7 separate regions of the Mus musculus genome follow, and regions 1, 2, 3, 4, 5 and 6 are each linked to region 7. Evidence: chromatin loops called from intact Hi-C (ENCODE). Cell type or tissue: left cerebral cortex. All regions are shown on one strand. Region 1 has its middle 34 kb from the start of Gm34672. Region 2 has its middle 15 kb from the start of Gm34721. Region 3 overlaps Ntrk2 (neurotrophic tyrosine kinase, receptor, type 2). Region 4 overlaps Ntrk2 (neurotrophic tyrosine kinase, receptor, type 2). Region 5 overlaps Ntrk2 (neurotrophic tyrosine kinase, receptor, type 2). Region 6 has its middle 7.0 kb from the start of Gm34721. Region 7 holds the start of Gm53063 (predicted gene, 34245).

Evidence for each region. Hi-C counts contacts between places; a loop is a spot of excess contacts. Peaks named below come from ENCODE experiments on the same cell type or tissue, not always from the same donor. Only the 100,000 strongest peaks of a DNase experiment are listed, where the experiment ranks them.
Region 1: it touches region 7 in a loop (3-fold over the local background); 3 of 42 quality-filtered maps call a loop at or near these places.
Region 2: a loop joins it to region 7, with 2.5 times the contacts of the local background. A loop is called at or near these places in 5 of 42 quality-filtered maps.
Region 3: a loop joins it to region 7, with 2.4 times the contacts of the local background. A loop is called at or near these places in 3 of 42 quality-filtered maps.
Region 4: it touches region 7 in a loop (2.9-fold over the local background); 3 of 42 quality-filtered maps call a loop at or near these places.
Region 5: a loop joins it to region 7, with 3 times the contacts of the local background. A loop is called at or near these places in 4 of 42 quality-filtered maps.
Region 6: a loop joins it to region 7, with 3 times the contacts of the local background. A loop is called at or near these places in 5 of 42 quality-filtered maps.

The regions. Positions count from the first base shown.
Region 1 is chr13:59,287,434-59,291,433 of GRCm38, reverse strand. No RefSeq gene overlaps it. Among named protein-coding and RNA genes, the nearest start is that of Gm34672, 34 kb to the right of the region's middle. In left cerebral cortex, a CTCF peak has its summit at 2,089; a DNase peak (open chromatin) is centred at 2,126.
Region 2 is chr13:59,391,345-59,395,344 of GRCm38, reverse strand. No RefSeq gene overlaps it. Among named protein-coding and RNA genes, the nearest start is that of Gm34721, 15 kb to the left of the region's middle. In left cerebral cortex, no CTCF peak of the experiment used is centred here; DNase peaks (open chromatin) are centred at 1,647, 1,864 and 2,309; H3K27ac peaks cover 1,239 bases.
Region 3 is chr13:59,010,039-59,014,038 of GRCm38, reverse strand. The region is part of intron 13 of Ntrk2 (neurotrophic tyrosine kinase, receptor, type 2); the gene reads right to left. Among named protein-coding and RNA genes, the nearest start is that of Gm53063, 62 kb to the left of the region's middle. In left cerebral cortex, no CTCF peak of the experiment used is centred here; DNase peaks (open chromatin) are centred at 1,972 and 2,351; H3K4me3 peaks cover 780 bases; H3K27ac peaks cover 3,161 bases.
Region 4 is chr13:59,002,200-59,006,199 of GRCm38, reverse strand. All of the region lies in intron 13 of Ntrk2 (neurotrophic tyrosine kinase, receptor, type 2), which reads right to left. Among named protein-coding and RNA genes, the nearest start is that of Gm53063, 70 kb to the left of the region's middle. In left cerebral cortex, no CTCF peak of the experiment used is centred here; DNase peaks (open chromatin) are centred at 1,400 and 1,933; H3K27ac peaks cover 2,677 bases.
Region 5 is chr13:58,864,230-58,868,229 of GRCm38, reverse strand. All of the region lies in intron 9 of Ntrk2 (neurotrophic tyrosine kinase, receptor, type 2), which reads right to left. Among named protein-coding and RNA genes, the nearest start is that of Ntrk2, 59 kb to the right of the region's middle. In left cerebral cortex, a CTCF peak has its summit at 2,276; a DNase peak (open chromatin) is centred at 1,812; H3K27ac peaks cover 2,321 bases.
Region 6 is chr13:59,399,183-59,403,182 of GRCm38, reverse strand. No RefSeq gene overlaps it. Among named protein-coding and RNA genes, the nearest start is that of Gm34721, 7.0 kb to the left of the region's middle. In left cerebral cortex, no CTCF peak of the experiment used is centred here; DNase peaks (open chromatin) are centred at 923, 1,721 and 1,853; H3K27ac peaks cover 2,149 bases.
Region 7 is chr13:59,071,485-59,075,484 of GRCm38, reverse strand. All of the region lies in intron 16 of Ntrk2 (neurotrophic tyrosine kinase, receptor, type 2), which reads right to left. Gm53063 (predicted gene, 34245) reads left to right here and starts at 1,771. Exons shown (of 4, transcript NR_168904.1): 1 at 1,771-1,888; 2 at 3,406-3,493; 3 at 3,879-4,000. In left cerebral cortex, a CTCF peak has its summit at 1,722 (motif pointing right); DNase peaks (open chromatin) are centred at 547, 1,546 and 3,893; H3K27ac peaks cover 3,714 bases.

The sequences.
Region 1 (4,000 bases), 220 kb before region 7:
GCTGGTGTCAGGGTGGCCTGGTGTTGGGGGAACACAACCCTTTAGTTGCTGGTTGTTTATCTTCATAACAATGTTTACTGGGGTCCTCCAGTATTTTTCTGATGGGAAATATTGCCATGCAGAATAAGACCTTCAAGGAAAAGATGCACACCTCTGAGCTTTCAGCACGCAACTGGTTTGTAAGGTAGATTTCCCGCCATACCTGGCGATCCTTCCTCACCTCCTTCTTTTTCCTTTTCTCTCTTCATTTCTGTATCCACCTCTCTCTTTCTCTCTCTCCCAGTCCCCCTCCCCCTCCCTCTCTCCCTCCCTCCCATCTTTCTTCCTTTCTCTCTTCCTTTCTCTCTCTTCCTTTCTCTCTCTCTTCCTTACTCTCTCTTTCTCTCTTCCTTTCTCTCTCTTCCTTTTTCTTTCTCTCTCTCTCTCTTTCTTTCTTTCCTTCCTTCCTACTTCTCTATCTCTCTTTCTCTCTTTCTTTCTCTCTTTCTTTCTTTCTTTCTTTCTTTCTTTCTTTCTTTCTTTCTTTCTTTCTTTCTTTCTCTCTTGCTATCAAGCATCAAAAACAGTTGGCTGTGACAATGCCTGGCCCGGCCCCGCCTTTACTTCTTTCTTTGAGAGTGGGTTTTACTGATCTGCCTAGGCCAGCCTTGAACTTAGGATCCTTCTGCCTCAGCCTTCTAAACAACTGGGATTACAGATCTTCAACAGGAACCTGGCTACTTTTCAGCTCCTAACTGGTCTGTTTTCCCTATGGGGACCATTCCAAGTGTGTGCTCTGTGTGGAACAGAGAGCACATGGATGAGAATCGGCAGTTCACAGAATTCTCTTGGTGTTAGTCTTCATAGGACATAAAGCTCACCCTCCAAGCTGTGTGGAGGGGCTTTCTCCCAGGGCCTCTCTAATCCTGAAGTTAAACATTCTGGCCTCCACTAGGGGCTTCTTCTACCAGGCCCTGTAAGAGTGAAGACACCAAAGACAGTGTTAACAATGACGTGTGACTAGCATGGCCGGCTTTGACCACCACAACTTCACCTACTTCATTTCTGGGCTGCACTGGCTTCCCTTGGTCCTGCTTTAAAAGATCATAGGAAAGATGTTAGCTGCTGTATTGCTGGGATGGGTTTCTGTGCTGTACCAGGGCTGGGAACTAAGCTAAGCTTGGATGCAAGGAGTGACGCTGTTTGTACTTACACCATGAAGACGAGCCTTTCACAGGTAAAGAGAAACACGAGGGTTCTTGAATGCTTCCTCTTTTGTTCATTAAGGATCAAGACTTACCTTAGATTGTCAGAACGCAAAGAAAGTGGCTTAACAATCAGATTGATCTCAAGGTCTGGAAAGGCAGCCTGGCTCCCAGTCTCTCAAATTCGTGCCCCTGTGTGACAGGCACTAGGAGACAGGGAGCCCCTTAATGAAGGCTTCCCTCTGCTGTAGCCATTGCGCTACAAGCAGAGTGAAGGAGCCGATCTTTTGAATGTAACATATCAGAACACACTGTCACCCATGTATTCAGAGTTATCCAGAGCATTAGTTAACATAATGTGCATGAGTCTAGTAACTTAAGTTTGTCTTTCAGGCTTACACCCCTCTCCCCAACACACTGCTCTGAACCATGCCCAGTATTGTGAGGCTGGTCTCATGCAGCGTACTCTATAGCTCTCCACCTTAGTTTTTGAGACAGGGTTTCCGCACTGAACCCAAATCTTGACATTGAGTTTAGTCTGGCACCTTGAGGTGACAGGCAAGTGCTGTTAACACTTGGCTTTAAGGGTGTGGGGAGATTTGAACTCTGGTCCTCATGCTTTTGTTAAGCAAACACTTTCCCACCGAGAGCCGTCTCCTCAGCCCCAGGAAATGAGTCTTACTAATCGGTAAATGATACTTCCGTTCATGACTCGAGTTGTACTGAGATTTATGCTTGACCGGGCTGGAAGCAGCTGGAAGAAGCGGTCCTCCGCGGTGTCAGGAGTGAAGAGCGAAGCAGGAGCAGATCTTTCTGCAGGTGGGGAAGACACCGTGACATCCTCACTTCAGGGTGGGGTGATGAGCCTCAGGGCTGAGGGCTGTGCTTTACCGGTCTTTGCAGCTTGTCCATGGGAGGGCACTGGTGTTCTAGGTTGGCAGCCTGTTCTGGGGAGACACTGAGCCCACATCTTCCAGACTGGTTAACCACTCACCCCACATCCGTGGCATCAAAGATGTGCGTGTGCGTGTAGTCTTCCTTTGGGACTCTGTTCTTTTGCCCAGTTTAGTCTTCTGTGGTCTTTTGTGGTCTTCTGAGTCTATTCACGCTATTAAACCTACTGCCCTTGTGTTAAAGGGCTGAGCACTGGTGCATAGCAAACTTATGAAATGAATACAAGGAGTTAGCAATTCAGTACATCTTCGGAAGAGGAGGCAGGAACCTCTGTGGACCCCCAGAGGAAGGAACAACAATTTGCCTAGTGGGAGGAAGTGGCAGAAAGAGGTTGAGAGAGAGAGAGAGAGAGAGAGAGAGAGAGAGAGCAAATGTCAGGCTTTCTTTTTTTTAAATCTAGTACATCTCAGTTTGGATCCTTAGTTCTAGGTGAGGAAGTACCGAGGTAGGTGTGCCCAGTTATGGGAGGGACATTGAACATTCAGAACCATCGAGTGTGTCTCACAGGGTCCTTTGGCATCTGCACCTAGATACCCTCTGAGGGCTCAGTGTGTATGATCTAATAGGTACATTTGGAAAGAGATGCCTGAGAGGGTCCCTGCAGAAGTCACTGAGGGAATAAAAAAAAAAAAGAAAAGAAAAGAAAACTCGGTTCGACTTGACTTCATCAAACTGAATCAAACATCTAAAGAGTCCGATGCCTGGCAGTTTATTGGCGGCATATTTAAACAATAGAATTGGGGGAAAAGTTTCCAGGCAACACTCATTCCAATTCCAGGTGCACAATAAAGCTTAAGGCATGGCTACATAGAAACCCCTTTACAAAGTACATGTGAACATGAAGATGTATTCTAGAGCTCAAAGGCTTAGACTCTAGCGGGGTCTCTGACAGGGACAGCACAGAGGTCAGCAGGCTGTGGATTATATGTGACATCCCCTGCTAAAGATATGCTCTATTGCCTGAGAGCTAAAGGCCATGGGAGGGAACGTCTGGGATGGAAAAGTCTGGAGTGCTTGGGTGAAGTCTGCCTCTACAAATAGCAAAAGGTCTCCAGGTCATTAACAATATCCACTCCTAGCGTTCTGGGTGGAAAACAGGTTCTTCCTCATTTAAGGAGATACTCCTGCATGATTAACACTCCTGGTTTCCCTTGTCTGTGGGCAAAAAGATGTTCGTGGCCCCGGCAGATGCCAAAGACACAGCAGTGTTCAGTATACAGCTGTCAAAGTGTGTGTGTGGCAACATGGCTCGTGTAGCTGCTCATAGTGTTGGGTCACAGCATTCTGTAGATGCACCAGGTGTTATGCTCTTGATGGATCCCCATGGTAACTACTTAAAATAAGTGCGTTTGCTGCATGCCATGGGGTAGATTCCGTTGCTGTGTGGTTTGTGGATATGTGTCTTACATCCTGAGTTGGAACGTGAAGGGTCTAGTAAATACCTCACTATATCAGCAAGCTCCTGTATGGACAGAAATTGCTCCCTCAGGGCAGGGAGACCCCAGCGGTCTTAGTCTGCGTGGCAGACATTAAACCTTTTGAGTGCTATCATTTGTAAAATAAGACCTCACATCCTCAGCTAATTTATTTTTATGCTGCCTTTTTGATTGAGTTGCCGCACGAGGAAACATCGATAAAAGCATTCATTAATAAGTAGGGCTTCTCTGGTTGCATCGGGGTGGGTTGTGTCTTGTGGATTGGCACCAGGGAAACACGTGTGGTTTGTTGTGGGTTGGATATAAACTGTCTTTGTCTTTCCCCTGAAGTTCAGCAACAGTGTATGCCAGCACTGATCTGAGGCCTAGATCCAGGTTCATCTAAAGTTTGAAATTTGGCTTTTATTGAATTTTAAAAATACATTG
Region 2 (4,000 bases), 320 kb before region 7:
AACCAAAGCAAGTCACAAAGATCCAACTTGATCTTGGAGTTCAAAGGCGATGGCCAGTCTGATGCCCTTAACCGCCATCATAGAACTTGACTCTTGTTGGCCGTTTCTCACTGTCAGGAATATCCTTCCTGCTAAGAGGGACTTTTTGTTTGTTTTTGTTTTTCCACACTAAGTTTCTACGGACTCTGTGTTGAAGTGCCTCTGTATCTTTTATGGTATCTCCAAGATGCTTGAAGGCATATCTAAGTCACGGCAACCACTCGAGTCTTACAGCATGGCTCACACTCAGCTGGAGAAAGGCTGTGTTCTGGAACATTCTTTCCAAATTCTAGTTTAAAAGTCAAGCCTCACCAAAGCTCCGAAAATGTAGCCTGGGATATAAACTCTTGGATGGTTTTCTGAAAGCCTGGTGGATAGCGGAGGTCACGGAGTGGTGCTAGGGTCCCTCTGTTGTGGGTGGCAGGAGAGGAAGGCTGGGATCAGGGTGAGGGGATTTATTGGGCATGGCTGCAGGCAGGGGCAGGGTCCTGGAAACTCTGTGGAGGATGGTAAGCTTGAGAAATCAGTTTCAAGGTTGTAATGCAGATTATCTGCCCCACCACCCAAGCTCCAACCCCCAGCCCTGCCTTACCAACAGACGCACTAAGGACATTCATTCACCCACAATCCCTTGCAGGTACTAGTGCCCACAAGAGGCTGTCTGCTAGGAATTTGGGGGCATACTTTTGTGTTCTCCTTGCTTCTTTCCGCTTGTCATGTAGATGTGAGGCTCAGAGGTCCTGTGTGCCAGTGGAGAGCAGAAGCCACAAACACGGGCAGAAGTCTGTGTCCTGGGGGTTCACCCTGGCCAGGCTTTACTAGCAGAATGTATCCCGGCCCTCTGGGTGAAAAGTGTGAGCTAATCAAATACTGGTTGGTTTCTTCTTTCCTCTTCTTTTCCCCCATCCTTTCTCTCCCTCCTCCTCTTCCCTCTCCTCTTCCCCTTCCTCTCCCACCTCCCCCTCCTCCCTCCTCCTCCTCCTTTTTTTTTTTTTTTTTTTCTGTATAGTCCTGGCTGTCCTGGAACTCACTTTGTAGACCAGGCTGGCCTCAAACTCTGAAATCCACCTGCCTCTGCCTCCCGAATGCTGGGATTAAAGGCATGTGCCACCACTGCCCAGCAACTGCATCTACCTTTCACAGTGCAGTGTGGCTGAGTGCACAGGCTCTGGGGAGTCACAAGGGCTGGGTTCAAATCCCCACCCTGCCTCTTGGTTGCTGAGGAATTTGAGGATGAGATTCAACTTCTCTCCATATCATTTACCGATGGGTAAAGCAACAGTGGGGCCCTTCACAGGGACTTTGCCACGAAGAAGAGAAAGTAGTGGCACAGTACCCAGTGCAGACCCACCCACAGCTCAATGACTGGCAGGGCGGTGACACGGACTCACTCACTGTCAACCCTGGTGCTCAGAACAGTGGTATGGTCCTGGTCCTTTAATATTACCCTCCATGGACAGAAAAGATTAGCCTAAACCAGAGAAGGGTCTGCGTGCAAGAAGGCAGCTGGAAGCCAGAGGCAGATCTGTCAGCCTGTTGTGCTCTGACGCCGTTCCATCTTGGCCACAGTCCCTGGGCTCCTGTGTGCCAGGGCTCGTTCTCTCTCTCTCTCTCTCTCTCTCTCTCTCTCTCTCATTTATGTAACTCATCACCACGTCACATCTGTGTGTTCTGTTGATGCCATTTAAATTCTGTTACTATTTAATACCAAGAACATTTAAAGAGAACATTCTGAGGGACTTGGAAAAATCCAATTGTTCTCTTGGTAATTGGGTTTGTAGGAAACGGAGAGGGTAGTATCCAGAATAGAAGGCTTTTAAATGAATCATCTTTGCGCTGCTGCTGAGGCCGGGGGAGCCCTGCTCAGTCCCTCAGGAGGTGGCAGCACACACCCCTGCTTTGGTTAGGAAAGACCCAGCTGTGTGGGCCAGAGAATCCAGAAGAACGGTAGCTCAAAACACTGGGTCACTTGCTCCTTGTAAGGAAGAAATGTGAAGACAGTTCACTCCTGGCAGGGGCTTCGGAGAGTCTCCAGAAGCCAGACTTCCTTGGTCTCCCTGTTCTACCAGCCTTGGGACATGACTTCCTCTTGTGGGGCAAGAAGCTGCCAGATGCCACCATTCCTGTCTGTGTTCCTACTTCCTTCAAGCTGTCCCCAAGGGGGTCCCACATCACATGTTTATTTCATACCAGTGGCCACTACTTAGTCACCTGGTCACCTCAAGCTGCCTCAGAGACTGACACCCATATTCTTTAGCTACCTGTTTGTTCAGCTGGTGTAGGCTCTAGCCTGGGGAACGAGGACAGATGGGTACTGCGGTTAACCTGTCAGATTCCACAATACACGGCTGTAGGTGACTCATATCCTCTTCTCTGCTTGCAAGTATCTTTTCATTTTTTAAAAATAATTATATTTTTGAGAACTATACACATTTGTATCACCCCGATTCCATGCCCCTCCCCTCCCCCATTTTGCTTCTTCTGAAATTCCTGGCCTCCTCTTCAATTATGATTGTTACAAGGAGGAGGTGGGGGTTTCTTATCCAAGGCACACAGCAGGGGAGGGCTACTGCAGAACAGATTGCACTAAGAAGGTACAAGGGTCTTAGTAAAGGAAAACATAGAGAATCAGGAAAAAGGACAGGACAGAGTTACATTCTAAAAGATGTAACTCTGATGTCATTAGGGCTGAGGTCTGTCTGGAACTAGGGAAGGCTGGCTGTACGAGGGGTTGTCAGAAATATACAACACACACACACACACACACACACACACACACACACATCTGATGATTTGCCAGAAACATCCACAGTGTGTTATAGTCACAGTGACTGGGTAAAGGCCAAAGGTTAAAGGTTAAAATTATTAAAGAAAGGAGCTCCCAGGACTATCCCACAAAAGTCAGGCATGAGACATTGGCTGTCCTGTGGACAATGTTGGATTCCCTCAGCTCTGATGTGAGGCAACGTACACACCTCTGTTCAGCAGGGACTTCCCTAAGCCTTGAGGGCTAGGATATTCTTGGGATGGTTGATGTACGGGTGTGAGCAGGCTGAGTGACTGACTGTCACCTGCCCAGGCTAACTTATGCACAGTGGCCCAAGGCTCCATTCTAAGTCTTGTTGTTACATAAACAGCGTGGGGCCAAGACTGAGGTGTCCAGACCCTGTCCAGACACTTCTTATCAAGGATGTTCCCAGAGGTGAAAGTGGGAGGGGCTGGTCCAGTGGTTCAGATAAAGTTAAGATTTTACTTCCTCTTCCCAAGTACACGCCGAGGGAGAGCTAGGTGCTGACTGTCGCAGAGGCAACTCAGTGAGCTGATTTGTCTCTGACAAAGCAGAGGTAGATGCTGGAGGATTTTCTCCTGACACCCTTCCAGCCCGGAGTGAAAGCGCCATTTGGGACTTATCCAGCCTTCACGCAGACCTCAGAGCAAACGGCCTGCGGCATTAAACAGTTCCACTGATGAGCTGGAGAGATGGCTCACGGGGGGGGGGGGGGGGGGGGGGGAAGAGGGCTGGCTCTGTGAGGATAAGGTGTTCAGATCCCAACACACACATAAACGGTGGGCTTGCCTCGAAGCAGCACTGGGGCACTGGGGTTGGGAGGGCAGGTGGGAATGTGAGCTTGCCAGCCTAGCTCCGGATTCAGTGAGAGATCCTGTCTCAAGGGGATGGGACAGAGAGTGATGAAGCAGAACACTTGTTCTCCTGTGCCTCTGTGCACACACACACACACACACACACACACACACACAGGTACAGACATGCACAGGCACACATACAGATACACACAGACTCACAGATACATACATGGACATGTTCACACAGATACACACACAAGACATACACAGAAACACACACATAACACACACAGAAACACACACGCACACACAGAGAAATATAAACATGCATACACATAGATACACACATGCACACACAGATACACACATGGCACAC
Region 3 (4,000 bases), 61 kb after region 7:
CTTAAGCAGAATACAGTGAAGCTTCTAGGAATACTTTAAGGTAGCTGCAAAATCACTCATCCTGTTTTCTATTTCGAGTTTTGAAAGGGAAGCAAACCCACCTCCACTTCTCCATTGTTATTGTTGATGTCAAGGAATTAAAGAATTCGCTTTCAGCTGAACTCAAAGTGTGATTTCACAGGCAACGTCTTTTCTGGTTCACCCTCTGAGAGTGTCCCACTGCTTTGAAAAGGGCTATGGAGCCCATCAAAAGAAACACATGCCTCACGGGTGAGGACCCTCGAACTGAGCTCACGGGCCCCAATTTACTTGCTGTAGCCTGGCTACATCTTTGCATCCTGATTTGAAGAGACTTTCCTTCCTGCAACATTTAAAGTAACCACAGGGCTTCATTAAGTGATGTAATCAAACTGGCCAATGTCAGAAGGAGGAGGAGGAGGAGGAGGAGAAATATATGATGTGATTGGTTTCCTATAGATCTCACCTGAAGAAAATAATTGACATGCATGCCCATGAAGAAGAGAGAGAGAGGAGAAGGGAGATGAGACCAGGACTGATGCTCAGGGGGTGGGGGCAGGATACAATGAGGAGACTTACTAAAAACAGAGGAGAGAAATGCAAATGAGGCCACCCTATCGATCATCTTAGAAAAATGGTGCCCAGAAACTAAGACTTCCTTATAGAACAGACACATTTATTCGTCTTGTGACATTGGGTCACAGTTCCTCCAACACCTACCCACCAACCAAAGCCCTCTACTGCAATCAGGAGAGAGGAGCAAGCCCTAGGGACACAGGCCTGGAGAGCCTTGTTTCCCCCCAATGCAGAACTCCCCAAAGATCCAAGGCATTTTAGATCCCTGTCTATAATTGAGTACCATCGGGAGCTGAGAGGCTCCCTCCCCCAACATTTAAAGAAACAACAAGCGTCAGTTTAAATAAAAGGCATAAACTTTCCCAAGAAGGCCCCACGGAGGGGCCTGACCTTTCTGACAATATTTTTTTTCTTGTGACTCCAGGCAAAGGTGGAGAAATGTCCCAACCACTCTCTCAGGATTAGATTCTCTGCAACCAGAACAAACTTCAGGAGGGAGAAAGCTGCTTTGGGGCCAGATCCTTGCAGGGAAAAGCAGTTTGAAAAGCCTTCCATCAAAGTCTGCTGCTCTAAGATGGGTCATGATAACAGAGCCAACAAGCTTCCAGATCTTCTCTTGCAGGAACTGGTCCAGGTATCTCCCTGGAGCCAGGCAGGGGAAGTCTCTATCCAAACAGCTGCTTTAGAGTTCAGGCCCTTCACAAAACAGGTTGAAGAAGAACATCTCCCTCCGAACCTCCGGGCCTTTGGTTTCCTTTTGCTCGCAGTACTCTGCTGCCTCTGGTCCCTTCACTTCCTTCTCTTTGTCCTGAGTGCAGATAACATCTTCTGTAGGTCATTGTCTCAGGTTGCCCTGTTATCTCAGGGTTAGAATTTTACCCCCACCCACCCATTATTAGTTGGATAAACTTGAGTCATAAGCATTCATATTTTCCTGTGGTTTTATTTCAGCAGATCCGAATTGCTCATGTGGTATTATCTTTGATGCCTGTCTGATCCCACTCCCCGCCCCCTACCTACTAAGTGCTGTCTGGAGCTAATTAGAGAAAAAGCCCTATGAATTGTATCCCTGGCTCTGTGTGGGGTTTTGAAATAGTCATAGACAATGTTGCAGATGATTGATGGTTATCTGCTGTTTGGAGATACATATGGCCATTTATTAATTTGACGTCTGCCACCCTCGTGTTTAAATATATTTGGGGGCTTAGTTTCACAGGGAGATTAATGTAGATGAACTGCTGCTCGGATGATCATTTTTACACGACTTCAATATTCCCATATGTGAAATTCTTATCTCTTGTTCTTCGCCAGCTGTGAGTACCAGAAAGTGTAGGCCGGATACTTCTGGGGAGATTGGGCGCTGAATAAGGGAATCTGTCCATTTTTGGCCAAATAGAGTCTAACTGGGCCATGCACTGAGACAGAGCAGAAAACTGGGGAAGCTGAAAAGTGATAAACTAAGGAAGAGCTCCACCTTGCCTTAAGGGAGCAGCTGCTGTGCCACTACCATGCAAAGCTCAGTAAAGTGATCTGCTGGGGGCGGGGAAGGCGGGGGAGGGGGGTGGGTTTGAGCATGACCGCCCAGGTCTGGTTATCCACACTGTGTCCCAGTAAATGAAGCATCTACAATTTGAAGCAGAACCAGCTCTCAGCTGGAGCGCTCTCAAGGAGGCGGTGAGATTCAGAGTGGCTGATTTCCTGGGTCACGTGTCAGGATGCAGTCTGGGCTACCAAACATTTTGGAGGTGGAGTCAGACCACTGCACGTGCAGGGCTGGCTCCTGCGAGACTTCTGAGTATCTGAATCCCTCTAAGCTGGCCAGACTCCGCACCTGCGCTGCACAGTGACCACGTGACGATGCCTCAGCAGGGCGCTTGGGGTGAGAGCCCTCCTGGGGACGCGTCTCCCCTACGCTGCCCTCTCTTCGCTTTTTGCATGTAAAGCAGCTATCTTGTAAACTTGAGTGTATTATTTCCTGTTGTCCAAGGAGCTTTGTGGATTTGGAAAAAAGATAACTAAACCTATGCGTTGGAGTCAGAAGGGCAGCGTCTGCCTGCTTGGCTGAGACTATTCACCCTGCCCTTGCTACGTGCATCTAGCTCTCCCCTTCAGGTCACACACTGCTTTGAAAGAAACAATTTCATCCTTTGTCTCAAGGAACAATCAGAATAAAATCAATAATACAGAGTCCGACTTGCAGACACAAAGACAGGCTTGGCAGTAAACACCGTGTCTGCATCCGCGGTGTCTGCACAGGCGTGCCACCCTACCCAGCAGTGTCATGCGCTGACCTGCACGTCCACAGTCAGTGAAAAGCTTTTGCAGGCCAGTAGAGACACTAAAATAAGGACCTCATCGTTGACAACTTCCAAACTGCTGAGCAGTCAGGGATGGCTGCTGGGGCGACCGCTCTCTTGTGCAGGAATTCACACAAAGAAAAGCATTCTGGGCTTTGATTTGTCAGTTGTCACACCCAATATATTACAAGCACCGCAGGGTTCCATGCATATAATGCCCACCGAGCTGTCAGAATGCCTCTACCTCTTAAGCTGAGAACCTCGACTGCCTTTCAGACAGGGTCAACAGAGAGATTGGGAGGATAGCCACCAAAGAGATGAGACTTCTCTGGAAAGAGAAGGGTGCTCTGGGTCTTAATGGGGGTTTGTTTGGTTTATACAGGATGATATCCTGGCCAAAGCTCATGGAATAGTCTATTTAAGGCTGGTACATTTCCTTGCATGTAAATAAATCTAATCTCTGCAGAGGAAAAGGAGAGAGAAACACACACACACACAGTCCGAGGTTGGGGGGAAGGGGAGAAATGGGTGTTGGAGATGGAGACATAACAGATGAACAACAACAACAAAAAAAAAGAAACAGGAAGAAATTAGAGGGAACAAGATGAAGGAAAGAAAAAGAGGGAAGGAGAGACGGAAGGAGGAAGGGAGAGAAGGAAGAAGGGAGGGAGGGAAGGAGGGAAAGAAGGAAGGAGAGAAGGAAGGAAAGAACAAAGGAAGGATAGTAATAATTCAACTCTACTTGTCTCTGGCTCATTTGGAAATGGTTCTAGAAGCAGCTAGACTGGGGGCAAGAGGCAGTACTTAGCAGTAGACTCTAGGTGAACAGACAGATGATCGCAGCTCAGTTCCGGCTCCTCCAGGTTTCCCATGTTCAAGATGTTGTTATGATATATGAAGAATATGGAATTCTGTCCCCTTCTTAGAAACTGGGTCTCAAAGTTGATGTTAATTTGGAGGTCATGTCCTGGGGAACCTCACACTGCTATGAAAGCCAAGTTAAGGACTCCTCTTTGCCTACCTTGGCTCTCTCCCAGAAAACCAAGCCTGCCCCACAGCAAAGCCCAGTGAACTTTAAGCAAGAGAACTGTCCTGTGGATAATCTGCAG
Region 4 (4,000 bases), 69 kb after region 7:
TGAAACCTCACTGATGCTAACAAGTAAGCTTTCTCTTAAGTGGAAAAAAAATGCAAACCTAGCTCTTCCATGTACAGTTCCAAGTTTTAAGAACGCATCATCACTAAGGTCTGAGGGAGCAAGCAGGCACATTAGCAGCCAAACAGAGAAGAGCTGGTGAGCTGGTGAGAATGGCTCTGTGGTTTGGGTCATAGGTGCTTCCAAAAGCTGCTGTGCTGAAGGCGTGGTCGTGAGCTGCATTGCTGAGGTATAGTCTTTAACAGATAGGCCCTAATGAGCGGGAATTGGGTAAGCAGAAGTATGAATGACGGATTGGGCCCATGACCCTCCTCTTTCTCTCTTCCCTTCCTGTCTTCCACGAGATGAGCAGTTTGGCTCTATTCTGCACTTCCAGCCAAGGCCCTTTGCCTCTCCACAGACCTACGTTTAACAGCGTGACCACAGGTTGAAACCTGTAGGAAAAGGAGCCATTCCTCCTTTGAAGTTGGTTATCTCGGGTATTTTGCCCTCCTAGCAGAAAGCTGCAGAGAGCAGAATAGCCAAGTCAGAAGCCCCTGGAGGCAGAGTCTTGTGCTGATGGTAGAGGGAGCCAAAGGTGTCCTGGCCACTCTCTGGATCTGCAAGATGTGGAGTCAGCACAGCTTCCACTTAAGTTTCAGCAAGAGCCGAGGGCCATGTGTTTGGATGTGAAACCCTCTTCTTGGAGGACATAACCTCTTGACCTTAGGTATTAACTAGCTGTCATAGATGCGGTCTAGAATATTGGTGTTTTCAATTCCTTGCATTATGCAGGAAGAGCCTCCCTCTGGGGGCTGCTTATGTTCTTCCTGTTTTCTTGAAGGTGAGTAAAGTCTCAATGCCTTGGACCCGACTCACATTGCCAAGGGAGGGTGCTGGCTGATGAGAGATAACCTTAAGACAACCCCTAAAAATTCCTTGACCCTGTGAGCTGACCTATGCTAAGTGCCTCGCTTGAGGGGACGAGGGGGCAGAGGAGCAACATTCTCCCATTGGTTATGAAATGCCAGCATAGGCGTTTCTTTGCAAAGCCCCTTGCGCTCCCTGAATGACAGCCTCTGAAATGAAATACAGAGAGAGCCGCAAAGCTCTGTTATGCCTTTGTGCTGTTTCTTTGTTTTGCTTTGGTTCCGAGCCGCATACCTTCCACCCAAGCAAAGCTTATTCTTGGAGACAGAGTTCGAGCCCACGCTGAATCTTACCTTTTGTTCCAACCCCACTCTTGTTTTACCTTCTGTGTGTTTCGGTGGAAACCGATAGCTATTGCTTCTCATTAAAGCCAGTCAGGGGGAAAAAAAATTCTGTAACCAGGTTCCACTGATTCATCAGCCTAATTATACCCATTCACCGCTCCTTTCATGAGGAGATGAGAATTCCATCTCTTGAAGACACACGCTACCCCAGATACATCTGCTTCCTGGCTCCTTCTGGCTCCTTTTTATCTTAGTCAGTGAAAAGTACCCAGTGGCCCAGGAAGCACAAACTCAGCAAAATCTGGAAAGAAGAGCTCTGTTAAGCTAGCGAGAAGGGGTTGGGCCAAGGAGAAAAGCATTTAGAGCCAGGTATCATGAGATGGTGGGGGTGAACGGATGGAAAAAGATCTTATCATTCAAGATATCTAGAGAAAGCATTTGGCATTCATGCCCTAAAGACAGCCCTTGTGTGCCATTGGCATTGGCAGAGCAAAAATAAAGAAACAGAAGAAGAGAAAGTGAACTCCCTGTCGGGGTAGAGGCTGCCCAAAGGAGTGTGAGGCACCAGGTCAGAATGGTAGCATTAAGCCTGGCACAGGCTTTCAGATTATGATGGTTAATGAGTGGATTTAAGGCTCAGGCCAAGCCGTGGCTGGGTAACAATTGCATTCTCTAAAACACCAAACCTTGGGCACTAAGAGGGAGGGTCACTCGTTTCCTGGGATATGAAAGCAAATTCGCCTGAGTTCAGGGTCTAACTCTGCTGAAAACTTAACTTTGCTCTCAAAGGAAAGCAGAGGAATGCGGCTCCTGACTAGAACGGCTGCAGCCATTGCTTCTCTCTGAGGCAGTTCCTTGGTGCGGGATCAGTGGTTTCCCTAAGTTCACAGGAAATTCCTTGCCATGGTCACCTGTATCTATGGGAACAGGCAGCCCACCTAAAGAACTCTTACATTTAAGGCACGGGTTGAGTTCTTCCAAGTTCTTTCTGCTCTTTGGTGCACCAGAGGAAGTTGACAGGGAGGGACAAGGTTATTTAAGACCAAGGTTGCGAAATTAGCTTGAATAGTGATGTCAATAAATCTCACAGGAAAGCTTTCCTCCTGATGGCCCCTTTGCCAATGTTTCCTGGGCCAATCTGCTTACAGTTTCACTTTGGCGCTTTCTTGCATGCCTCACGTGATGTTAAAAAAAGGGGGGGGGGATCTCTTCTATCCTGCTTCAAGTTCATTTCACACATTCTCTATTTACTTCGAGATGAAGAACACCAGATGTAGTTCACAGATAAATCATCTTTCACGCAAAGATTCAGGGCTTCTGAAATCACAGTGATCCTGCCAAACTATGTTCTAACAGCTAGAGGCCATGTCTCCAGATCTAGAAACATGCGGATTTTCCCAGGTCTTTCCAAGGGGAGTCATTCGAACTCAATTTTTAAGGGATTATCAGAAAAGGAAAAAAAAAGTAATTTCTGCTCTTTGGAATTGCGAAATAGCAAGTAACTAAATACGACAAACCTCTGCAGGGTGAAATCGCCTGAACAGTGACCATCTCTGCCCCAGAGAGTCATAAAATACTTGTTTCCTAGCAGAACTACTCCAGGTCAAGCTGCCCATGGTTTCTTCCTATAGCCCTAGGCTAATTCGAGACTAAAGAGATAGACTTTTCCATCCAGCCCTTTGTTCTCGGATATGGCCGGCTTATAACTTAACATGTTCTATATTTAGCTTGGTGGCTTTATGATCACATTCAGAAAACAAGCACAGATTCCAAGAAACACAAATAAACAATAGAGCAGTTGCAAAATAGCTCAACCACCACAATAAATATTAAATAAAGGGTGCATCTAAAATCCGTCTTCCTGGCCCTGTGTGCAGTGTGCTCAGTGCTGGGGTCTATGACAAACTGTGCCTAACAAATCGCTGCAGATTTCCCCCTGGCTGCAGAATAAGACAATGAACTCTAACAAGTGGCTGTGGAGATGCAAATTCAATACTTCACAAAACTCACAAACACAGCTATGTATTATGCTAGTGGAGACAGACCCTTCGTCTAGACAAAATGCAAAAATCCCATGTTCGGTAAACATGTATAATTAGGGAAATAAGAAGAACAGCTAATCGTTAGCCTTACACGCACATCTGCATCTAAAATCTCATTGCTGTTGTTGTTATTGTTGCTGTCATTGTTTTTATCTTTAGTTGAAAGTTGGGGCCCATGGCCCTGGTTTTGAAATCTCACCTCTTCAATATTCAAAAGGAGTGTTGGCATTTCGGTAGTGAAGAGTGAGTATATCCAAACTCTACCCTGAAGTTCTTCTTTCTACAGAGGCACATGCCAGGCGCGTAATTGATAAGAGCAGGTCTTATTATACAAATAAGCAGACACTGTCTGGGGACAACATTGAAAGGACTCTGATGCTTTTATTAATTTATTTGATTTACTTCTGGTTTCCCTTACCCAATCTTATTTATGTCAAAGCAAGTTGAACCAGAATTCATTATGTAGTGAAATGCAATTTGAACACTTTTTATTGGCACACAGTGATTCAATCACTTCTGTCCATGAGCCCTATTACCTCCTCTTACAGCACTTCCTCACTGATCAAACCCCAGTGGAGGAAATTTCCAAAGAAAGTGAAGAATTTGTTGAGAGGGAGGAACGATAGTGTTGGTAACTTTTTACCCTGTGATGGAACTACACAACAACGGCCATTCTGACCGTCTGCTGTCACCAACTAGCTTGCTTCCCCCGTGGAAAACCAGCCATGCCAGTGAACTTGACTTTTC
Region 5 (4,000 bases), 210 kb after region 7:
TGCTTTGTTCTTGACTTGAGGGATTGCTTTCATGATTTATGGGAAGAGGTTGTTGGTCCAGAGTGGCCTGGCATTCCCGACAGGAAAAGTTGTATTGAAGCCACAGAAGGCACACAGCTAGCACTCACACAGATGGCACACGGCTAGCACGCACTCCAGCAAAGCCCCAAAGTAATCTGCAGGTGGCTTTACCCCCAGGAGACAGCACTTAGGCGAGAGGCCAGCCAGTGGCAAAGAACAAAGCACTGTTTTGTTTTCTGGACACTACCAACCTAAAGTTCTTACCAACACCTCCATTCCACATTAAATAACCTCTCTGTCTATCTCTGTCTCTCTCTCTGTCTCTCTCTCTCTGTCTCTGTCTCTCTCTGTCTGTCTGTCTGTCTCTCTCTCTTTCTCACTCTCTCTCTCTCTCTCTCTCTCTCTCTCTCTTTCTCCTTTAGATTATCATTTCCCCCTTTGGGTTTCTGCTCTTGTTGTTTGCTTTGCTTTGCTTTGCTTTGTTTTTGAAGAAGGGTCTCACCCAGGCTGGCTTCACACTTGCGGTGACCCTACAACCTCCGGCTCTCAACACTAGAATTACAGGTGTGCACACCAGCACTCTCAGCTCAATCTTAACTTCCAGTATCAACCACGCCTCATGGGCAAATCTTTGCACTTCTGGAGATCAGCCTGAATAGATTATGATGACCTGTTAAGCTGCAAGAAGAGCTCCGTAGAGACACAGTCAGAGGGTAAGAGAATAACACAAGGCAAACAGAGGTGGCACGGACACAGTCATGGTTTGCCGCCAAGAGAAAAGCAATGGTGGGGGTGGGGAGACGTGTCTCTTTCTTTTTTTTTTTTTTTTTAAGCTCGCTAATGTCTTAATTTCTAAGATTGATTTATTTTACGTGTCTTACTGTTTGCCCTACATGCATGTCTGTGCACCTCACCCATGGTGCTTGAGGAGGTGAGAGGAGAGCCTCGTATCCCCTGAAACTGGCATGACAGATGGTTGTGAGCCACACTGTAGGTGCTGAGGACTGACCTGCTTGCTGAGCCATCCTCTAGCCTCCAACCCCTCAAATACTCCTCAAACTAGTCTTTTCCTTCAGTGTTATCTTGCAGATTCCAGGATCTTTAAAACGATCCCAAAGAAACCCTTGCAGTAGGAAGAGCAAATTGCATATTCCTTCTTCTCTAGTGGACAGTCCTGGCTTTGGATCAGCATGCTTCTGACATGTGGCCAGCAGCCTCTGCTGGCCAGGCTGCCCCCTCGGAGGGGGACGAGGAGACTAAGCCCAGAGTCTGACAGCCACCAATTTGCTGAGAGCTTTGAGTCTCTTCTTTCCTGTTAGAATGGAGTCTTCCCAAGGATGAGCGAGGAAGGTGTAACCAATTAACCTTAGTACTCTGGAGATTAGAAGAACTGTAAGGATGAATCTTAATTACTCTGGTTATCTAAGGCTTGTGCCCAAACCATCTTCTCCTTGGTTTCTCAAGGCAAGAAAGAATCTATGGCTCTGTAGTTTTAGCCCCAGGACAAGGAACAGGTCCTGGTGATTGAAACAGCATGGGCTTCACATTCTACTCTTCTGTGGAACTCCAGGAGAAATTTACTCTCGCTGTGTTCCTTGACTTGAACACTCCGTCCCTAGATCTGCTACTTTGGGGCCTTTCTAAGTGCAGCAGAGAGAGCGCCAGTTCACCCCACATCATGAATCTTTTGACAAAACAGCACTGGGAGAAACTGTGGGAAAACACTTCCGATATTTATAGTTTGTCCCTGACGCGAGTTTTTGCATAGGAGACAACTGCTTCTGAATAAGGGAGCAGAAGTCACCAACTCCCACTGCTGTGTGAATGAGCATCCTGGAGCTGTGACAGTCTTCCTGGATGAGTGGGCCAGAGAGACACTCTCTGCAACGCCTAAAGAATCACAAGCTTCAAAATAAGAGTGTCATCATCGAGTTCTTGTCGGTCTGCTCCAAGGCGGACATATTGAATTGCTGGTGTGCTGACGTGGATGGGACCATCTGACCCCAGTCAGAGTGCTCACGCTTAAGAAACATCTGGCCCTTAGAGTTCTCCAAATTTGCTCTATTTGGTCAGAAGCTAGTCATGACAGGTCCAAATCCCTGCCTTGTGGCAAAAAACTAGTTTATTTTTCAGCTCTTAGTGATCATTTCAGGGCCTCCCTGAAAAAGAAGCCCATGCTTGCTTCTGGTCTCACGACTGTCACCATGAACATCTGCCTGCTTGTGGAGAGCTTTTCTGCATGTAGGATTGAATTCCAGCAAGAGCCACTGGGGGATCTAGTTCATCTTTATTTCAGGCCTGTAAGCTGAATAGGATACACCACAGCCACTGGAGACCCCTCTGCTGACCCCGTGCTGTAGATGTGTGTGTATGTGGCCATGGTCTCCATCTCCTTCCCTTTCTAAAACCTTTATAACCATCTACCAAATCCATTCTACTTGTTGCCAAACCCAAGAAGAATGCCTGTCAGAGCACGGTCTAGTCTGCACTTTAATTGTTACTACGATCTGCTATCCTTGAGGACCTAGTGGAGTGCTCTGGAAGAATGTTTGAATAGTTCCTCTAATCGATCCTTACAAAACATCCTCTCCACTCAAAGAGTGGTCCATGAACCAGCCATGTCAGGAGCTCACTAGCTACTTAGGATCATGGGCCTCTTCCCGAATCCTTTACCTCGCACCCACAGTTCAGCAGGGCCCTCAAAGGTTTAGTGCACAAAGGAAGGATAAGGAAATCCTGGTTTACACCTTGCAACATTTTACTGGAGTCAAAAGTGGGAATCACGCACAAGAATTCTTCAATAAAACAAAGCAATCACTAGGTACCCAAATACTGAGAGCAAAATATCTCTGCATATTTTGCTGCAAATGATAATACAAAACCATGAGGTTGGTTCTGCTTACAATGACATGTCTGTGACATATGACATCTACCTGTGCGCCACTCCAAAAAGGAGTAGAGAAAGGGAACAACTTTAGACATCAGAAGGAGTTCATCCTCACCCACCCTTTCTAAGAAATACACAATGGCTATATGACCTCCTTAAAGGGAAGATTCTAGAAAGCTTACATAGGGAAGCGAGGTTCACTTCTGAAAGGCTGGATCCAAGATGGCAGAGTGCAGTGCCTGGAGCCTGGGAAAGGGTTTTTCTCCCTTTCCTAAACCAGCCCAGGTCTCCAGAAGCTAATATCTGTGGAAGGCACTAGTCTTGTGGACGCCTAAGGATCAGATAGCAGTTATCACTCCACACATCACCCTGGGTGGGTCCCTGGAGTCAGTGACCATGGTCTAAAGACATTGTATGGGGACCTTGGGTTGTTGGGTCTCTCTGGTTCCGACCTCACGCCCTCAGATCTTATACGTGGTGCACTGGGCCAGAGTGCCATAGCTGTTCCTCCAGCTGTCCCTCCCTGCTCTGGAAAAAGCAGTGTCTGACACCGGGCAATGGTTTCTCATGTTCAGAACTTGGGATAAGAACACAGACTGCCCAGGTGGTCTGATTCAAGCTTTGCAAATCATTAGTACAGAGAATTTTGGGCTGTTTTTGTTTGTATTTTGACTTCTCTCGGTCTTCTTCATTCCCTGCGCCCTAAAGCATCCCGAGAAAGCTAAGCTTGAGTGAGGTACACACCACTAAGGGACATCAGGACGGCCATGCTCACTCTGTGTAGGAAAGCTATCGACATCGTGATGAACGGGACTCTCAGGCTGTGATTCAGACTTCTTCCCACCCTTCCCTTATAGTCATCAAAAATACCACCAGTGAAACGGGATTAACTCTCACCACAAAGACTAGCGAGAGCCCACCTTCGCCAGCCACCCCATGATGGCAGCAGAAATGCAAACAAATGGAAGGGCAAAGGTCAAGCTTGACCTCCTGTTGTCCTTAATGTGGAATTCCCCACCAGGGATACGACTGTTATTTTTCTTCTTTTTTTTTTTTCCTTTTTTTTTTTTACTATAGTTTTAAGGAGGTTAA
Region 6 (4,000 bases), 330 kb before region 7:
AGAGAGAGAGAGAGAGAGAGAGAGAGAGAGGAGAGAGAGAGAGGAGAGAGAGAGAGAGGAGGGAGGGCGCAATGGGAGTAAGAGAGGGATCCAGGCAGGAGGGAAGGTATTCTGGAGATGCTTGCCTTCCTCTTGTCCCCAGGAGTCACAGCCTGGAGGAGAAGGCTGAGGGTGCCAGCCTGAGGGCATGCTTGTCTTCAGGGAAAGAGAACTCATCATTCCGACAGCTGTCAGGCCACCATGCAGGAGAGTTTGGAACCTAGACAGTGATGTCAGGGGCCACATCCTACTAGGGCTGCTTGCTTATGGCATGCCTCCTGCCCTCTGAACTTAACCTAGGAAGAAGATGGACTTGGGAGGGGGTCACTTAACTCAGTGCTTGTCTTCCCCATGTGACCCCATTGAACAAATGTCCTTTCTCTGCTCCCCACTATCTTTTGTCAATTTAAATAATCTACAGAGAATGGATGCCGGCCATGGAGGCCTCGGCTCTGCCTCTCACAGTCCCTTAACAAAGGGAGAACTTGTAAACTGTGAATTTCTCAGGACTTGGCTATGAGCAACAGCCTCAGATTCTGCCTAGTATCTCTCCTGGCTGCCACATCCAGCTTTGTCTGTCCCACTGGTGTGCAGTACTAAGGGATGTGGTCCTGGTTGCACCCTGGCTTTCTGCGCACATCCAGAGCTTGAAGGACGCCCTTCGGATAGTTAATAATAAGCTTCATTCTCTAGGCCCTTCTATTTTCAGCCACTGAATACAATTTATAAAGAAAAAAAAATTATCCCACCCCCAGCCCCCTGATCAGATCTCTTATAATTATAGAATAAGGCGCCTGAGAATTCACAGGGTGCTGGTTTCCACGGCAACAACAAAGCCATTCTATTCTAAAGGCCAAGCCTGAGCTCCGCCCCCTCATCCTCACCAATGTTGGCATCTTAGTGCAGCATTCCAAAATAAACTTGCTGTCTAATGTAAATCCTGTATAATTAGAGAAGAGCTAATCGGTGCCCCACAGTCTTTGTGCAACCCACGCATCATGCAGGGATTCTGGAACCGCAGTGCTGACCGATTGCTTGATGTCAGATTTTTCTCCCCCAGGGACTGGGAACTGCATAAATTCAAATGCGTGGGACCCTCCAACCGGAAAACTCCTGACTTACCAGGCACTTGGGTAATGCTTGGTCCACAGGAGCAATGGCTTTCTCTTGTCCTCCACGAAGAGGGATAGATTTCTCTCTTGGTGTCGCGCTAGTGCCAGTCATTGGTGACTCAGTTGTCCCCCACCCGCTCCCCCATTTCGCGCCTAGCTCTCCAGCTAAGACATAGGTTCGACATACTGGGGACTGTTTATTTAGTTTCCACTCCTCTACCACCATCCCTAACTTTCAGTCTAGATTTTACCAGGTTTGGACCCCACCAGGTTGCTCTTAAGACATACATTCCCGGAAAATTCCACTCTCACAGGTACATGCTGATTTACGGCTAAGGCCACAAGGCAATTAGAGAATGCTGTGAGAACTAAGCAGCATGCTTAGGACCCAGGGCTCCTTGAATCTGCAAGGACCTGAAAGACAAGAGACCTGATTCACTGGCCCGTCCAGGAGTCTGGTCCTCTTTACTTTTTGCCTAACTACCCATGAGGGATAGTGGGTTTGCTCTTATACATCAAACTTACCTCGGACTGATGCCAGAGTCTCACTCTAGCTCCTCCAGACCGTTATCTTTCCTAGATCTTGGCTTTGTGCCTTAGATGACTGAGAACAGAGGCTGTGGGTGCCAGCAGGTGGTTCTCTTTAGGGGTCCCTTTGAGCCTAAGACACATGACAACTCCCCACTGTTGCTTACCCAGGGACATTCCCTCACCTAGAAAGTGGTACCATCTTCTACCAACCCTCTACATATTGGACCTGAGACTCCAATGCAGGCTTGAGCCAGCGTCTCTTCCCTTCTAGATGGTGATGCTGGCTGGCTGGCTGGCTCTCACACTAGCCAGATTCCTCGGAATCTTTGCTCACTCTGATCAATCACCATACTATTGATGATCTTTCCCTCCACTTCCTCTCGCACAAAGCCTGGCTCCCTTCTGATCCACCCTTCCTCCCAGCCCGTTTCTAAGGATGAGTAACCCCACCCTGCCCATAGCCTGTCCCTATTCACTAGCAGTTTTCTGTCTATCACTGTGATTTCTTCAGTTAGACTCTAACTAACCTTCTTCAACGTTTGACAAAGGCTGAGGTGCTCTTCTGTGCATGACCTCTCTGCTGTCAAAGATCTGCCTGGCCACAGATAGCACGGCTTGTGAGGCTGGGGCTAGATCAGCACAGGGACACGCACTTAGTAATTTCTGAATGTGTGGGTTCTTGGTGAAGAGCCACTGTGAGGTGATCTGAAGCTGCGGATAGTGGCAAACCATTACAGGTGCTATGTGTTCTCATACGTCCACGAGCATGCTCACAACCAAGCTTAATTTATAAATTAACCACACAGCGGATCAACTGTGACAAGGGATAAAATGGAGCAATCATAACAATAACAATATAGTGTATATTGGCGGTATGTGAAGGCATATGTTCGTCCGGTGAAGTCTGGACAAACATTAACATTTCTGGGCCTTTGTTGATCACTTGAGCCTGAGAGTGTGAGTGCTACAGACCACCGCACTCTCTTTTTGTACCTTAAGATCCCTCAGTGAGGGGCTGGAGAGATGGCTCAGTGGTTAAGAGCACTGACTGCTCTTCCGAAGGTCGAGTTCAAATCCCAGCAACCACATGGTGGCTCACAACCATCTGTAATGAGATCTGGTGCCCTTTTCTGGGGTGTCTGAAGACGGCTACAGTGTACTTACATAAAATAAATAAATAAACCTTTTAAAAAATATATCTCTCAGTGAGATGTCTCAGCATGAAGCTGAGTTTGGTTACCAGCATCCACATCTAGTGGCTTAGAACTACCTGTAACTCTAGATCCAGGGGCTGTTTCTCCCTTTCTTTGTCTCCTTGGGTACTTGTACATACTTATGCACATGTACACACACACACACACACACACACACACACACATTTAATTTTTTTTCAGTTTTAGAGAAAAAGATCTTCTAGTAAGTGATTTAAAGAATGATTAGAATGAAAGCGTAAAGAATGAAACCCAAGTGTGCAAGCTATGCAGTAGAGAAGTGTGTACAGTCTATATGCAAACCCCCATCCAAATGGAAAACAAGCACAGAGAAGCAGCTAAGGGGCTTTGCATGGGGCTGGGTTGTGGGTGCAAGGAGCTGCTGAAAATCAGCAAGTGCTTCTACGAAACCCCAACGCCCAGCAGGCAGGTCAGATGCAGGGCTACATTTTGTATTTTTAAAGTCTTTAAAATCCCCGGAGATAGAAATGAAATCAACACATTTCATCGCTTTTCTGGACTGGCAAGAAAACGTGGCTGAATCTAAAGTACTGCTCTAGAAGAAGAGTTTGCGGAAACGTGGGCAGGGAGAGCTTTAAAGGCAAGTCAGAGCTTCAAGGAGGGTCGCAGGTATGCTCAAACACCGAGTTTTAGAAATTAATTGGCACATTTGTTTGATAATTATACCTTGATATAAAATTCCTTAAACTACCTCTCTTACCTGTTCTGGTCTTGCCCTGTGCTCAAAATAAACAAAGCCGTGTTGTATTGATGTTCTGGCTGTGGCAGCGGGGAAATTTAAGGCTACACTGGAGTGGGGCAGGTCACCACAGGTTGTATGCTGACTCCAGAGTAAGTATCTCAGGGAAACCCATTGCAAAGTGTTTACATGGTTTGTTCATCAGGATTGTGATGGATATGCTCAGCCCAGGGAATGGCACTATTAGAAGGTGTGGCCTTGTTGGAGTGGGTGTGTAACTGTGGGTATGGGCTTTGAGACCCTCACCCTTACCCATGGAATCATCTTGAAAATGTGTGTGTGTGTCCTAATTTTAGTCTCAAAAAATCATACCATTACCTTTTTAAAGGAATTATTTAGCTATGAAC
Region 7 (4,000 bases):
AGGCGCACACAGACGCTAGCACACTTCAATAAAAATAAATAAATCTTACAAATAAGGGTTGTTTTTTTTTTTTTTTTTTTTGCAGTGGTGGTGGCTGAGGTTGCCAGGAAGGGCCTGGGCAAGAAACCCGGAGCATGAATCCGCAGGAAGTTAGGGATCTGAACTAGTTCTTTTCACACTGCTGGAAAATCTCTCACATATCACCTTAGAAGGGGAGAAAAGAGCAATATTATATGAGTGGACTCATGTCCATAATACAAGAGTGGCATGTCATATCATAGACACGGGGGATGCAGCGGGAAAGTAAGTACGGTGAGCCAATAGCAATCTTGAAATATTCCAAAAAGGCCTAAGTCGGTGCTCCCACCCCTGAGAGCCATCCTCCACTCAGAGTAGTTTATCTGAGAGAGCCACATTCTAAGCATGGAGGCGGGAGTCCTGGGTAAGCATCAGCACGGGCTCCCTGCTGCTCACCAATGGCAACGAGAGTCCTAAGAACCAGTCACACATTCCCACGTCCTATCTCCCGTGGTACCCTCATGACAGCATGAGGCAGCAGGCAGAAAAGACATTTCCACTTTGGTGAACTTGGAAATAAGGGTCAGAGAAGTTGATCCAATGAGCCGAAGTCGCATCACGCTGTGCACACATAACAGAGGAGCAAACAGATCTGGGTCTCTGTGTGATGGATGGTTCGTGTACCAGATGTAGAAATGACTCAAAATCACCTTGTTATGACCTTGAAAGTTAACCCTTTCCACCTCCTGGAGGTGGGGAGTAACCTCAAAAGATGCCAGGACACTTCAGGAGGTGACTTTGCCTCTCTGAATACTGTTTTCTTCATCTGCAGCATCAAAACACAGGTGTAGGAAGGGCTACACATCTGTGACTTCAGATACCAAGGCAAGAAGATGAAGAAATGAGGGGCAGCTTGGGCTAGCTATGTGGTGAGACTTGGCCTCAAAAATCAAAGCACCAAAACAAAAGCAGGTGGTTGAGCTGGCTCCATCCAAGCTGAGGTATTAAGGTAGAATGCGTACCCTTCCTTTCAAGGTCCAAAATCAGCTCTCTAATGCACTAAAATGAGTCTTCTTGGGGCAAACTTTTTTTTTTAATTACAATTAAGCCTACCGAGTTTTCTAGAGAGAACCTGCTGCATGCTAGAAGAGAGCTGTGAAGAATTTAGCTGAAGGAGGCCGAAAGAGCACTACCACCCAGCTTAGCTGGCCCCGGTTTCTCTTTGCCCTCCGCACAGGCCACCCATCCCTCCGAACCCATTCAAAACAGGAGGGTTCCCGGGCTGTGCGCAAAGGCAACGCACGAGGCCCCATCCTCCGCAGCCCCCGCGGCTGCATCCCGTCATCAGAAACATGTGAATGAACCAAATTATCTCCAGGGCTCAGGGCGTGGGCCACATAGCCAGGCTCCACCGTCAAAGGATCCAGCGTCATGTTCTCCACCCCCTTATGTGAAGGCTGGTGCTGTCGTACTGTGCTGAGGGAGGCAGCCAGCCTGGAAGTGCCATGTAAGGAAGAAACTGTTCCGTTTCGGTGTTCGGCTTCGAAAATAGCTGCTAATAAAAAGCCTTCGTACTGTGACACTTCAATACAGACACCCACAAGGATACCTTGACAAGCTGTTTCAGTCTTCGCAAGCCTTTTCTTGCGCAAGGCCCCACCAGTCACCCACAGACACAACCCTGCAGAGACAGAGGCGGCCAGCAGGGGTCTGCCTAGTCTGCTGGGCCGGGAGCTCAAGCCCTGCTGCTCTATCGGAAGCTTCTGCCTCCTTTTCCAGCTGCAGCTTATGGTGTGTCTCGCTCACTACATTCAGGATATCTAGGACAGTGCCTACCTAGAGGATGAGCCAAACTCGCCCCGCAGACAAGGTGAGGGGCGTGTGTAGGGGGGAGCCTTAAACAATCTTCATTCACAAACTGATCCAAATAGAAGATTTGAAACATAATGGCAAACAGCATTGCTCAAGGAATCTGAGCTCTGATGGCAGACAGCAGCAGGGTGTGGCTGAACGGTACTGACGAAAATCCAAAGACCTTTCTCACTGGAAGTCCTAAAACTGTATTATGGCCATAACACCGTCTCCACTAGGAAAACAAAGGATCACACTTGAGAGAATTTTTAACAGCACATGGCCTTTCCCCACTGATGTGGTGCTGAATGGTGCATGCTAGGCTCCTGCTCCCTAAAGTTGTAACTTTCTGAAGTTCTTATTTTAAGGTGCTCAGTAAGTCGCAGAGCTGGGCCTGAGCTCCTCCTGCAGCCCAGACAGGCCTTGACCCTTCTGCTTTGACCTTCCTCTCCTTCCACCTCGGTCTTTCAAGTATTGAGGATTATATAAGCCTGAGACATGGAGCCTGGCCTCCCTGGCCAATTTCTCGATAATTAAGAGCAATCGCACAGTTTCAATTTAAATCAAGGCATGGAGGTCCAGGGAGTTTTCAAAATGAGCAAAGAAACAAGCGCCCAGGTATCCATGCCTATGGTCAAGTTTGAAAATTTGTTTGTGGCGAGGAGTGGGTAAGGTCATAGGTTCAAGAGAGATTTTTCTCATCAGAGCTCAGAAGGGATTTTGTTTGATAATTCTTTTATCATGTTTGTGTACATGTATGCACATGTGTGTGTTTGTGTGTGAGTGTTTGTATTTATCCGTGTTGAGGCCAGGGGTCAATTTTGAGTGTCATGCCTCAAAATTTTTAATGTTGTGTTTGCTGTTGTTGTGGTTGCTGCTGCTGTTGTGGTGGTTGCTGCTGCTGCTGCTGCTGCTGTTGCTGCTGTTTGAATCAAAGTTTGAAACAAGAGTTGGCCTGGGTCTCAGTGATTAGGTTAAGCTGGCTGGCCAGGGGTCTCCAGCTTCCGAGTGTGAGTTTATAAAAGTGTGCCACATGCCCAGCTTTCCCCCCTGTCTTTCCTTTAAACATAGACTCTGTAGATCAGACTTGGTTCCTCATGCCTACCGGGCAAGCACATTGCTGACTGTGTTGCCCTTCAACCTTAGATAAATATTTTTCTGGAGCCCGATGTGTGCCTCACTCTGTCTGGAAAGCGAAATTCCTCAGACTCTCTAAGCTTCTGCTAAGCTGTGTTCACCACAGGCTCGCCAGCACATGAAGCCCCTGTCACACAGCAGAGGACACATTCTGGTGTGTTAATGTTATCTAACCTGCATCCCGTGCTAGGATAGGTTGCTGTGATAATCTCTGTAGTGTCTGACAGGTGGACAGATAAAACAAGGGCAGGTTTGAAAGAATCTCTTGAGGACCGACATTGTCAGAACTCATGCCCTGGTGGGGCTCCACAGTTTCTGGCCAGTGTACCTAGTGCAGTGGACAGCATCCTTGCTTTGGAAGAAGAATACGGACCATTCTTTTCTGAAAACTCCTTTTAGTGTGATCAGCAAGAATCCAGTACACGTGGGGCACTTGGAGTTTAACACCAGAACACGTATGCTGCACACGAGAACCCTTTGGCATTAGGTATGGATTTTTTAAGGTTACTAACAGCCCTACCTGATACTCTCCTCCCTTTAAAACTCAGCCAAAGTCTAACTTATTTTCCCATAGAATTTTATAGATCTCCTCCCTCGCCTCCAACAAAATCAGTTTTTTTTTTCTGTACAGCATGTATCTCCCTGCTTAATATCAGACTGAATCATTCATGTGTCTTCTCCCAGGGAGATTTTCTTTAGGGACCAGAACATGTCTTGCAGAAACCCAGTTACGAAGTCTATTTGGAATGCTATCTTAAGTTAATCTAGCCATTCATCTGCCTAGTACTTCCCAGGAATGGGCATAGAACAAAAGCCAAGACTACAAGATGCAGGGAACACTACTGATATTTTCTGCCCACACGGCTTTCCAGTGCTTTCTTGAGCAAGTCCATGTTTGAGCCTGAGAAACTTCTCAGAGTCGGACCGAGGCTGGCATGACTCCCCCTACTCACTGCTCACCCAAGATGAAGAAGAAGCTCTCCTACTTCAGCAA